Linked DNA regions of Homo sapiens: region 1 is linked to region 2. The links are chromatin loops, found by intact Hi-C in ENCODE. Cell type or tissue: B cell. All regions are shown on one strand. Each heading gives the region's core, and the rest is flanking DNA. Links, peaks and the distances in the headings are about the cores only.

Region 1 (5,387 bases), core at 56-5,055, 150 kb after region 2:
TTATCAGTACGAGCCAGATGAGAAAGCACAATGAAAGCAATGGCTACCAAGCGGTGGAAGTGATCCAGTCAAAAGCTGACCAGTCAAGAGCAAAGCTTATAGCAAAAGTTTTGGGGGATGCTCGAGGCATTTTGCTTGTTGACTTTCTGGTGGGACAAAGAATGACAACATCTGCTTATTATGAGAGTGCTTTGAGAAGCCAGCCAAAGCTTTAGCAGAAAAATGCCCAGGAAAGTTTACTAGAGAGTCCTTCTTCACCACAACAATATTCCTGCTTGTTTCTCTCATCAAACAAGGACAATTTTGTGAAAGTTTCAACGGAAAATCATTAGGCATCCCACTTTCAGTTCTGATTTGGTTCCTTCTGACTTCTTTTTGTTTCCTAACCTTAGAAAATCTTTAAAGGGCACCCATTTTTCTCCAGTTAATAATGTAAAAAATACTGCATTGATGTGATTAAATTCCCAGGGCCCTCAGTTCTCTAGGGGTGGACTAAATGGCTGGTATCATCACTTACAATTATGTCTTGAATTTGATAGAATTTATGTTGAGAAATAAAGATCGTATACTTTATATTTATCTTTTAATTCCATTTTCCATGAACTTTTTCAAGTTCTCTCATATATATATATACATGTGTATATGTGACTACACATATATATAACTTTATATATATGTATGTATGTATAACTATTGTATTAAAACACAAGCAAAAAGCCATACATATAAGAATAAAGTCATAACAATCAGGTGAACAGAGTGCAGTTGTCAAGGCTTTTGGGAACAGGGTTGGGGTCATAGAGTTAGTGGCAGGGAAGGGAGCAAGGGGGAGAGAGGGGTGTTTAAAGTGTCTTAATATTTTGACAAGGCAAAGGTGACTTAATAAAACATAATTTTTTTTTCCGGGAAGTACAAAGAACCAAAATACAGTTTGTATAACTTTATTCTAAAAATGAATTTCTTTCTACTTTAACTTCTATAACAATGACAGTAGTTTTGATACGACAGACATCTTACATCAGGGACAATATGTTAGGGGAAGGATAGTACTGTGCCATGCAGAGAATATGGGCTTGGGGTCTGGGAGCTTGGGTTTGGGTCCTGACTCTGCCTTTCCAGCTGTGTGGCCCTAGGCAGGTTCCTCACATGTAACACGGGGTGGTTGTGAGGATTGAATGAGAGATGTGTGGTAAGGCAGCCAGCACACCACTTAGCACAGAAAACTTCCCACTTAGTCACAATCTTCCTCTGGTCTCAAAGACTTCGCCCACACTGTCTCTATACCCTTTTGCTTCCATCCATAAGCTTCTAACAACTTCTTGGCATTGGTTTAGTCTCACAATGGACTGTCAGATTGGTTGTATATGTAATTTGTACATTTTTTTCTGTCCTTGTGTTTTATTTCCTTGACATCCATTTCAACTTACAAGCCCCATTGTATTTAAACTTGTTCAATAGATAAAAATCATTTATTTATTCAGTTTTTACTCTGTGTAAGACACTGTGGGAGATAAAAGATGGATTAAATATAAACTAACTCTGCCTTCAATGAGCTATTAGTACAGACCATTGTGTCCTCATTGGGCCACTTTACAGGGATAAAACCTATCTGAATGCTCTAAAGATTCAGGGGAGGGAGACATCATTTCTGAACCATTAATCATAAAGAGGCTTCAGAGTCCAGACCATAGATGAGTGGGTCTGGAAGATTAGGTAAACAGGAGTATCAGATATTGCAGCTGAATTTTTTTAAAGTTTCAATGATAATTAACATGAGACATGTTTAGAGAATATTCAAGGTCCACCATGGCCAGAATCTAGGATCCATATACGAGGATAGTGGGAGATGTGCTAGGAGCCACAAATGTGGCAAGAGAATGAGCTGTTTTCTATAGGTGAGTGGAAAGCTTATATGATGAGATTTTTCTTTACAACAATCAATTTACCCTTAGCAGGCAATTTGGGTTGAAAAGGGAAGCTCCAGGAGGGGTGGAAAGTATTTGGAAGACTACGCTAATAGTCTGGGATTACAGCAACAGGAGCTGAACTGGGGCACTAGGGTGAAATGGAAAGGAAACAGAGGGATGGAGAATCCCAGACATCACTCAGGATGAACCAACAGAACTTGGCAACTGATTCATTTTGTAGAGCATGTATTTGTATCATCTGTGTAAGGGCACCCATTAACTTCCCCAGCAAAAGTCCCTTTAGCCTAGCCTGTGATTACTGACAGGGCCTCAATTCAAGTCATCCTCTTCTCTCTCCACCAATATAATTGCATGTAATTAAAACTTGATGTAACGTGGTTAGCCCAGAGCAGATGGGTTATTTCCCTGCCACCAGCATGACATCAGAATTTGGTTATGATAGTTTGGAACTCCCCACAAAGGAATCAGGTTAAACATTCTGAACAATGGCATTGTTCCCTTGAGCCAGGAGACTACAGTCTCCTGTGTAGGAGAGCGTTTGAATTGGTAGGCATGTTGTTGGGGGGTGTGTATGTGTGTGTGTGTGTGTGTGTGTGTATGTGTAAAGGAAAGTTCAGTCACTTTTCTCAGGGGCAGGATAGAGCCAGTGCTCCAGCCTGGTACTTTCAGACATGGTTCCATGACAATTCCAATAGAAAGCAGCCTCTTTTCACTGCTTTTGAGCTCTCTCCCCAAGAGGCAAGATCCTTTCTGGATCAAGTTAACACTGGAAAGGAGGCTTTGGAAATAGGGCAAGAAGAGTAGTGAGAGAGAGGAAAAAAGGAGGAGAATAGAGGCTAAGGCAGGCAGGAGGAGGGATAGAGAACTAGAGAGGAAGAGATGAAAGGAAAAAGAGAAGAGGGAGAGAGCACAGAGGTGGGAAAGGCAGAAAATGCCGGCTTGATCGGTAGAGGAACTGATACAGGCTTGAAGTGGAGAGAAGCTGCCCAGGAAATGCCTGAGACCTTATGAATGACAAGTGGTCACAGTCTACCACCTCTGCTCATGTGATCTCACCCCCTTGCTTTTATTTTTATTTCTTCACCCTGACTGCTTTGATCTCTTCTTATTTCTCCCTCTTTCCCCATGCATTTTTCTTGTCTTATCTTCCTCCTTACCCATGATTTAGTCCTAGAAAATCCAGGCTCTTTCTGCTTGGTCTATGACTTGAGGTTTGGGCTAAAATTGCTGCTGAATACTGAGCCAATGACTGAGCCCAAAGAAACCTCCAAGTCCTAGTCTCCCTCCCTCCTCACCACATTGACCTTCTCCAAAGGCTGACTCTGCTCTGTGCAGCTTGAGTCACGTGGCTCAGAGGTAACCTTCCTGTCAGCAGAGCTGCCTTGGCCTTACCAAGTGTACACATGTGCACTCTCACCTGTCTCTGACGTCCAGGCAGCCCTAGGCATGGCTTTTCCCTTAGACATTCCAATATAGTCTCCCTTATTTCTATACCTTCTTCTGATATAGGGACTAATGCTCACAGTCTTTCAGGAAAAATAAATTGTTCTGCCACCTTCATGGATCAGGCCAGTGGGCAGAAGTTACGTGCCTCAGCCAGTGATGCCTGGGCTAGTGAGCAGCAGACTTGCAGACAGAGCATGTTCATCAATTTCATGTTCATTGCTAAGCCCATGTTTGTCCCACATAAAACGGACTCTTGTCAGATAATGTTAATGGGAGTGGGAGATAGGGAGGTTCATCCCAAGGAGAGCATGTGCTTTACTAATGGAAGCACCAATATACGCATGGCATGCATTTCTCTATTGGCCCATTCATTTGTCAAATAAACATCTACTGAGTATCTACCATGCACCAAAATATGTGTCGGACACACTGAATATAAAAATCAATTGACAGAGTTCCCCGCCTTCAAGAAATAACACAGTTTTATAGGATAGGCAGATGTGAAAACAAATTATTAAAACACAGTGGAGAAGAAAAGTGATGAATTATGAAGGCTAGATGATAGGTTAGCTCTTAGAGAAAGAGTGGCTTATTGCCTAGCATGAAGAAAGTGGACTCCAGGCAGAGAACATAACCTATAACATACCAGAAGATACAAGAGCCTGGGCTATTTACACGTGAAGGACAAACTTATTGTGGTTCTATCACAAGGGTATGTGTGTGGTTGATGGAAAATGTGTGTGGTTGATGGAGAAGAGGATAGAAATCTAGATAGGAACCAAGTTATGAAAGGCCTTGTATGCCGAATTCATTTGGGATTTGTACTGGAGACAATGGGTGTCACTGAAGAATTATGAAATATTAGATGATCACATAAGAAATCTCAAATCTGGAAATCACAACAGTCCAAGCAATGGAAATAGAAAATAAAGTAAGTTAGAGCATGAGTTGGTGATCTTTTTCTGTAAAGAGTCAGATAGTAAATATTCTAGGCTTCTTAGACCATTTGTTCCCTGTTATGACTATTCATCTCTGCCATTGTAGCATGAAGACAGCCAGAAGTAAGACATTTTTAAAAAGTGAGCATAGTTGTGTTCCAATAAAATTTTATTTATGAAAGCAGAGTGCAGGCTGGATTTGGTTTAAAGACCATAGTTTGCTGACTCCTGAGTAAGAAGAATGTGTAAGAATAGAAAAAAAAAAAAAGACTTATAGGTGTTTCCTTGTGCTGGTGAAGATGGCAGTACAGTGATTGAAGTTCTCCCCTGCACTAGGATGTGAGGTTATGCTATCATTTCATATGTAAGCCTGCCTTGCCAGGGCGAAAGGAACACATTTACTAGTGTTATGATCAAAGTTCCATGACCATGAAGCAGTCTGAAAACAATGGGCTGGAGTTGATTCAGGAAATAATTGAACTCATCAGCCAAAGCAATGGGACCAGCAACATGGTCTGCCCACAGAAAGAAACAAACTCAGATGAAAAACTGAGTTTCTAAAGAAGAGAGTTAAGGCTGCCACTCAATGACTGGGTCTTTTGCAAGCATTCGGAATGATATTTCTATACAGCCATGGTTTCTGAAAAGCATCTTTTTTGTTAAATTATTTTTTGTCTTTATTATAGAGATGGGGTTTTGTCGTGTTGCCCAGGTTGGTCTCAAACTCCTGGGCTCATGCAATCCACCCTCTTCAGCCTCCCAAAGTGATGGGATCACAGGCATGAGCCACCTCACCCAGCCTGAAAAGCACATCCCATAGTGCAGAGGAAACAGGAGGCAGGGCAATGTCTTATGTGTGCCTTATAGCTAGTCATAGCTTTTCACTGTAGCAGCAATCCCAGGTCACCAGAGCATCACTTTGCCAATACAAGTCCTGGGACTTTCAAGGCTGTTGATATCCCCAGGGCTGTCTGAGTGAGGCCAGCCCCATTGCTGGTGGGGACAGACTTCCGAGACCTATTGCTGTCCAGCTAGATCCTTCTGTGGTCGAGACCTCAGAGAAACAAGTAGGCAG
Region 2 (5,387 bases), core at 300-5,299:
CTGGGATTACAGGCATGCACCACCACACCCAACTAATTTTTTGTTATCTTTGGTAGAGACGGGGTTTCACCATGTTGGCCAGACTGGTCTCAAACTTCTGACCTCATGATTTGCCCACTTCAGCCTCCCAAAGTGCTGGGATTACAGGCATGAGCCACCATGCCTGGCCCCCTCAAAATTTTTTTAAATTATTTGTGAATGTTCTTATTATGATGGCAATATGGCTATTTATATAAGTTCACAAAAATTTCCTCTCTTTATAAGAGGATGCAATTGGAAACATTGGTTATATCATAGAGGCTTTGACTGGAATGTCATATTTGAAAATGTACATAAAATGCCTAGCTTTAAGTGTTCCCACCATTACAGTGAGTGAACAAAAAGTTGTCACTTTCTGGCAGGCCCAGGAACCTCAAGATATTAGATACTTCAGGCAAGGTCTGATCTGCTTTGGTTTGGCTTCCTAGTGTCAAGAGATTTTTAAAAGTCTAATTTGAGATTCCTTGTCAAAATTTCCAGCAAAGAAAATTTAAAAGGAAACTATGTGATTATGCATGCTGCACTTAGGTGAATAAATAGGCCAAGTTTAATGAAACTAAACTTAATTTGCAAACAAATTAGTCTTACTCTGATTATCTTTTATAGAAATGGTAGTGACTATAGAGAGAAAAATTACATTTTAGAAGAAAACTGTGTTACATCTGTTATTCAATTGTAGCCAAGTTCATTGCTTTCAAGTTTTTATTTTCTGCCTGTAGACTGAATTTGATTCTGAATTCTAGTTTCCTCTAATATCTGGCTATGATTCTCCAACTAAGAACAAAAACTACTCTGTTCATAAAGCCCATAAGGCCAACTTAATAAATTTCAAGAGGCAAAGCTCATGCCTGATGTATGGGCCACACAGAGAATTCACCAAAATGCCTGATGCCATAATCAGAAACATACAAACTGCAAACCAGGAGAAGTTGCTGACTTCATGCAGTGGAGAGCTTTTCCCAAGACTGTCAGAACAGGACTCCATGATATGAGACTTTTAACCCTCTTAATTTTCCCTTGTTTATGCCTATCTCTTTCAGTTGGCAGGATAATGCTGTAGTTAAACTTTGACAATCATTAGCTTCTACAGGTAACCTGCAAATTGCCCCTCCCTACTTTAACCAAGTCATGCAATGCTAGATAAAAGAATTGATGCGTACTGGCTAGATAGGGAGAAATCTGTGCAATTGCTAACATTTCTTGTTGTACAGGAAAAAAATATATGGGTAATTTTGAGACCCAATTACAAAAATTAACAAACAGGTTATTTGGTTAAAATGGGTCCACCCCTCATCTGGCTCATTCTTTGATCTATTCATTTTTAGTTGGTTTGATTTACTGGTACCCTAGCTAAGAAGCATATCTCAAAATCTTGATAGTATTCTCCAGATAGTCGTAATACTAGTCTCCCTGGTGCATTGTGTCCTCTAAAAAATTTTTAAATGTTTGCACAGCCCATCAGTCAAACATCAGATGGCCTCTCTTCTATTGGAATGACAAAAACTCAAGGAAATACATGATCATGAGTACATCATAACCTATGAATGATGTGTTGAGACCAGAAACCTTGAATGATAGTAACTGAGAGTAGTGCTAATGCCTTTAGTTTTGTTCACACTGTCACGTAGGTGAAAGCTCGACCAGAAGGGGGAAATTGTTTGACACTATGCAGCTGTAGACTAGCTGGCTGCCTCCATCCACTGGAACAGAGTCTCTGGGTTTCAAGAAAACGTGGCAGATAGGGATGTTTGGGAACTATCAGACAGGAATGACTTGCCTCGGGAGTGATTTGCTTTCTGAAGTTAGTGTTGCAGGTAAAACAGGGAGTGAATTGCCTCCTGAGGTTAGTGTTGCAGGTAAAACAGGGATGGAGGTTGTGGGTTCTCACACGCGCTTGCTCGGTAGTATGTGGTGCCTTGGCTCCAGGCAGATGACTAAGAGTTCAAGGGGTAAGTTTGCCCATGCTCTGCTACTGAGGTCCTGATTTGCTCTTGGGTGGTGTTTTCTCTCATGGTTGACAAGATTGAGGGTCCCACTCCCTCTCTAATCAAGCCATTCATATTACATTAATTAATTAATTAATTTTGAGACATGGCCTTGCTCTGTCACCTAGGAGTGCAGTGGTACAATCACAGCTCACTGCAGCCTTGACCTCCTGACCTCTTACCTCAGCCTCCTGAGTAGCTGGGGCAACTGGTGTGCAGCTGTGCTATGCCTGGCTAATTTTTGCATTTTTCATAGAGATGGGGTATTGCCATGTTGACCAGGCTGGTCTCAAACTCCTGGACTCGAGCAATTCTCCTGCCTTGGCCTCCCAAAGCATTGGGACCATGAGTATGAGCCACTGCACCTGGCTACCATTCCTATTTAATAAAGAAGGATAGCATTTTCACCGGAATTTTGCTCAGAATTGAACCACATGCTGAAATTCATTTTGGGCTGGGCTTAGGGCGTGTGCTCAAAATATGTTTTACTTTAGGATGGGTCCTGCTCTGGAGAACCCCACATCTTCCAGCATCATGATTCTAACTGTAGGAATGCCAACTTCAGAAATACTGAGAACATATTTTGATTTCTGGCTAAATGTCATGATAGTGAGGACTTGTGAGGAGTAAACCAAATAAGCCACAAGTAGAAAGCTTGATATACTTCACTCTTTCCTTGGCCTTGCCCTTATTAAGCAATTAAATATGTGTTTATACACCTAGTCTATCAACGGACAGTGGGGAGCAACTCCAGAAGCCTGGAGAAAAAAAATATTGTTCGACCATTATATTAACATGACTTATTGACATCAGTTATCTGTAATAAGGCATATGGGATTTTGTGAGGATTGAAGGAGAATTTTTTCTTGTTATCTTCTTTAATCCTGTATTTTCCCTTGTATTATGCAGTCCTTATTTATTAAAGACTGTAGGAAGAGACTATGAGGAAATGTCATTGTTGAGATGAAGGGGCAAGTGTGTATTTTATAGATGGTGATGTGGTAAAGGAGATCTACTCATAAATAAAAGCAGTATTTTATGAAAAGAAAGTCATAGCAGTGTGCTGGCAGGCAGACTCTACAGATGGGGAGGGGACTGGGAACTGGACCAAGGCTAAGTGGCAATCTGGTTGACAACAGAGAAGAGTCTGGGGGGAAGCAACTAGCTCTCGTAGTGGTTTATGACATCAGTCACCACCAGCAGGGGCTGCCAGCTGGTGCAATACCAGGGACCCAAGCAGGTGGGTGAAGCCAATAATGAGAAAGCATGCAGGAGACACTTGCAAATTCAGACCACAGGCTGGCAGCTCTTGGGTAGTGAAGCCTGGCCACTGGGCTGATATTCAGAACAAGAATTTAGAAGGTAGAATTAACACCTGAAACTGAAGCATGTGGAAGCATTTGGCGAAAGAATTGCTGTTTGAAAAGAGGCTAAACTGCAGCTGGAAACTTGGCATGGAAGCCCAAAAGCCCTGGGTCTCAAGTCTGTGTAACGTGGAGGTGGGCTGAGATGATTTCAACACCTTCTGCTTCAAATTCCCATTTGCTGGTAACTAGGAAGGCTGTGCTATGGGAAGGTTGAAGAGGACAGCTGCAGGTGACAAGAGGTGGGGCCAGTACGGATTATGGTGGAAATCTATGTTTACCATTAAACAGAGGCTGGAACTAGTTAACTCTGAGGAAAAGTCAGGAAGTAACCACACACTTAGTCTGCATAGTTGTTGCGTTCAGATTGTTTTGGAGTGAACATAAGGCACCAAGATTTAGTGAATGAAAGATGAGACAAAGAGTCAAAATGCTGGAACTTAACAGACTCATTTCTATCAGTGGTCTTGGCATGGACAAGGCACTGAATCTCTCTAAGAGGCAGTGTCATTATCTATAAAAGTGTATCTGCCTTGTTGTCCTCAATTCCCCAAACATTAATCTGTGCCAAATGTGATGCTAGGGACAAAGATGAGGAATGAGTGGCCCCTACCTTGGGGAGGCCACAGTCTTCCAGTCTCCCAAGAGACAGCAGGAGAAATAGAAAAGGATGAGGCATTGACACGTACTGTGTTCCAGACTCGGTGCTTCACACATGTGATCTCATTTAAATATTTTATAAAGTGATCGGGCAGGTATTATTATTTCCTCTCTCAAGGATGAAGCGATGAAGGCTCAAAGAAGGATTCCAAGGTCATCATTTGGGTAAATGGGGAAGCCATGTCTTGAGCCCAGGTATGTCATCCCTTAAATCCCAGGATTTTCCCAACATCCCCCACTGTTCAGGAGAGAGAGAGATGGGTAAAAAACTCACCTTATATGTTTGAAGGCCAGCATCGATTGGAACCCAGGGAGGAGGCAGAAATGTTTTTTCTGAGTTTAAAAAATGTTGACATATGGGGGAAGATGAAAAAGGGCATTTAGGAAATTCAGGTAGTATGATTTGTGTGACAGTGGATTTTCTTCAGCTGCAGACAGAATCTGAGGGTGTGAAATTGCAAAGGTAACCTTCTCATCCTATATAGCCTTTCCCACTAAGGAGTCTGGGCACATGCAAGCTGTGTGCAAAAGCATCATCTATCCCTGGGGAGATGAAAGGGTGGCCTTAATGGGACAGGAGGAAAATCAATAATGTATCACTTTGGAGCAAGGAGCTGGGTGACCAAGCACAAAATGTCAGCAGCCTGACAAGGCAAAGGCAGCCTTGGCCTGGGGCAACTGATATTGATTGTAATAAGCCCAAAACAATTAGCTTATGAATCTGCCTCCCAACTACTTTGCGTTCCTTCTCAAAATACGTACTTTTAGATCCACAATGAACCATTGCCCCCTGGAAGGCTGGTTCTGCTATTTGGAAGGACATGAAGAGTCATGCCACATGGCTGTTAGCTCCTCATCACACAGGGTTTGGCAAAAGGAAGAAGGGGTTTTAGAATGTCTGAGGCCTACAGGATCACAGGCAGGGTCATACAAATGACAAACAACATTGTACTGGCATTGAACTTAAATTCTAGAGTCCTGAGTGTTAGTTCTAGAGAAGTCATTAATTTGACGTGTAACTTTGAGAAAGTCACTTTACCTCTCTGGGCCTGTTTCCTTGCCTTTAAAATGAAAGGAATAAGCTAAAAATGTTCTTTATATGGCTTGTTTTGGTAGATGCATACTTTTGGGGTGTGTTTGTGTGTCTGCGTTTGCATGTGTGTTCTCTCTGAGGGATCACAACTAAGAATCGTTGACTCTATCCCTCCTTGGCTCATAGAATGTCCCTTGCACAATTTTGTGCGTAGGAATGTGCTGGATGCCTGAGATACAATATACACGTGATAGTTAATGTTATGTGCCAATTTGGTTGGGTAACAAGTGCACAGATATTTGGTCA

What was found. A loop is a pair of places that touch in the nucleus more often than their neighbours do. Peaks named below come from ENCODE experiments on the same cell type or tissue, not always from the same donor. Only the 100,000 strongest peaks of a DNase experiment are listed, where the experiment ranks them.
Region 1: it touches region 2 in a loop (8-fold over the local background); 1 of 110 quality-filtered maps calls a loop at or near these places.

Annotation. Positions count from the first base shown.
Region 1 is chr1:221,791,390-221,796,776 of GRCh38, reverse strand. No RefSeq gene overlaps it. Among named protein-coding and RNA genes, the nearest start is that of LINC01655, 47 kb to the left of the region's middle. In B cell, for the core only: no CTCF peak of the experiment used is centred there; DNase peaks (open chromatin) are centred at 2,306 and 2,926; H3K4me3 peaks cover 855 bases; H3K27ac peaks cover 2,325 bases.
Region 2 is chr1:221,937,650-221,943,036 of GRCh38, reverse strand. The region is part of intron 1 of LINC02257 (long intergenic non-protein coding RNA 2257); the gene reads left to right. Among named protein-coding and RNA genes, the nearest start is that of LINC02474, 26 kb to the left of the region's middle. RefSeq lists an enhancer at 3,368-3,547. In B cell, for the core only: a CTCF peak has its summit at 3,258 (motif pointing right); a DNase peak (open chromatin) is centred at 3,256; H3K27ac peaks cover 369 bases.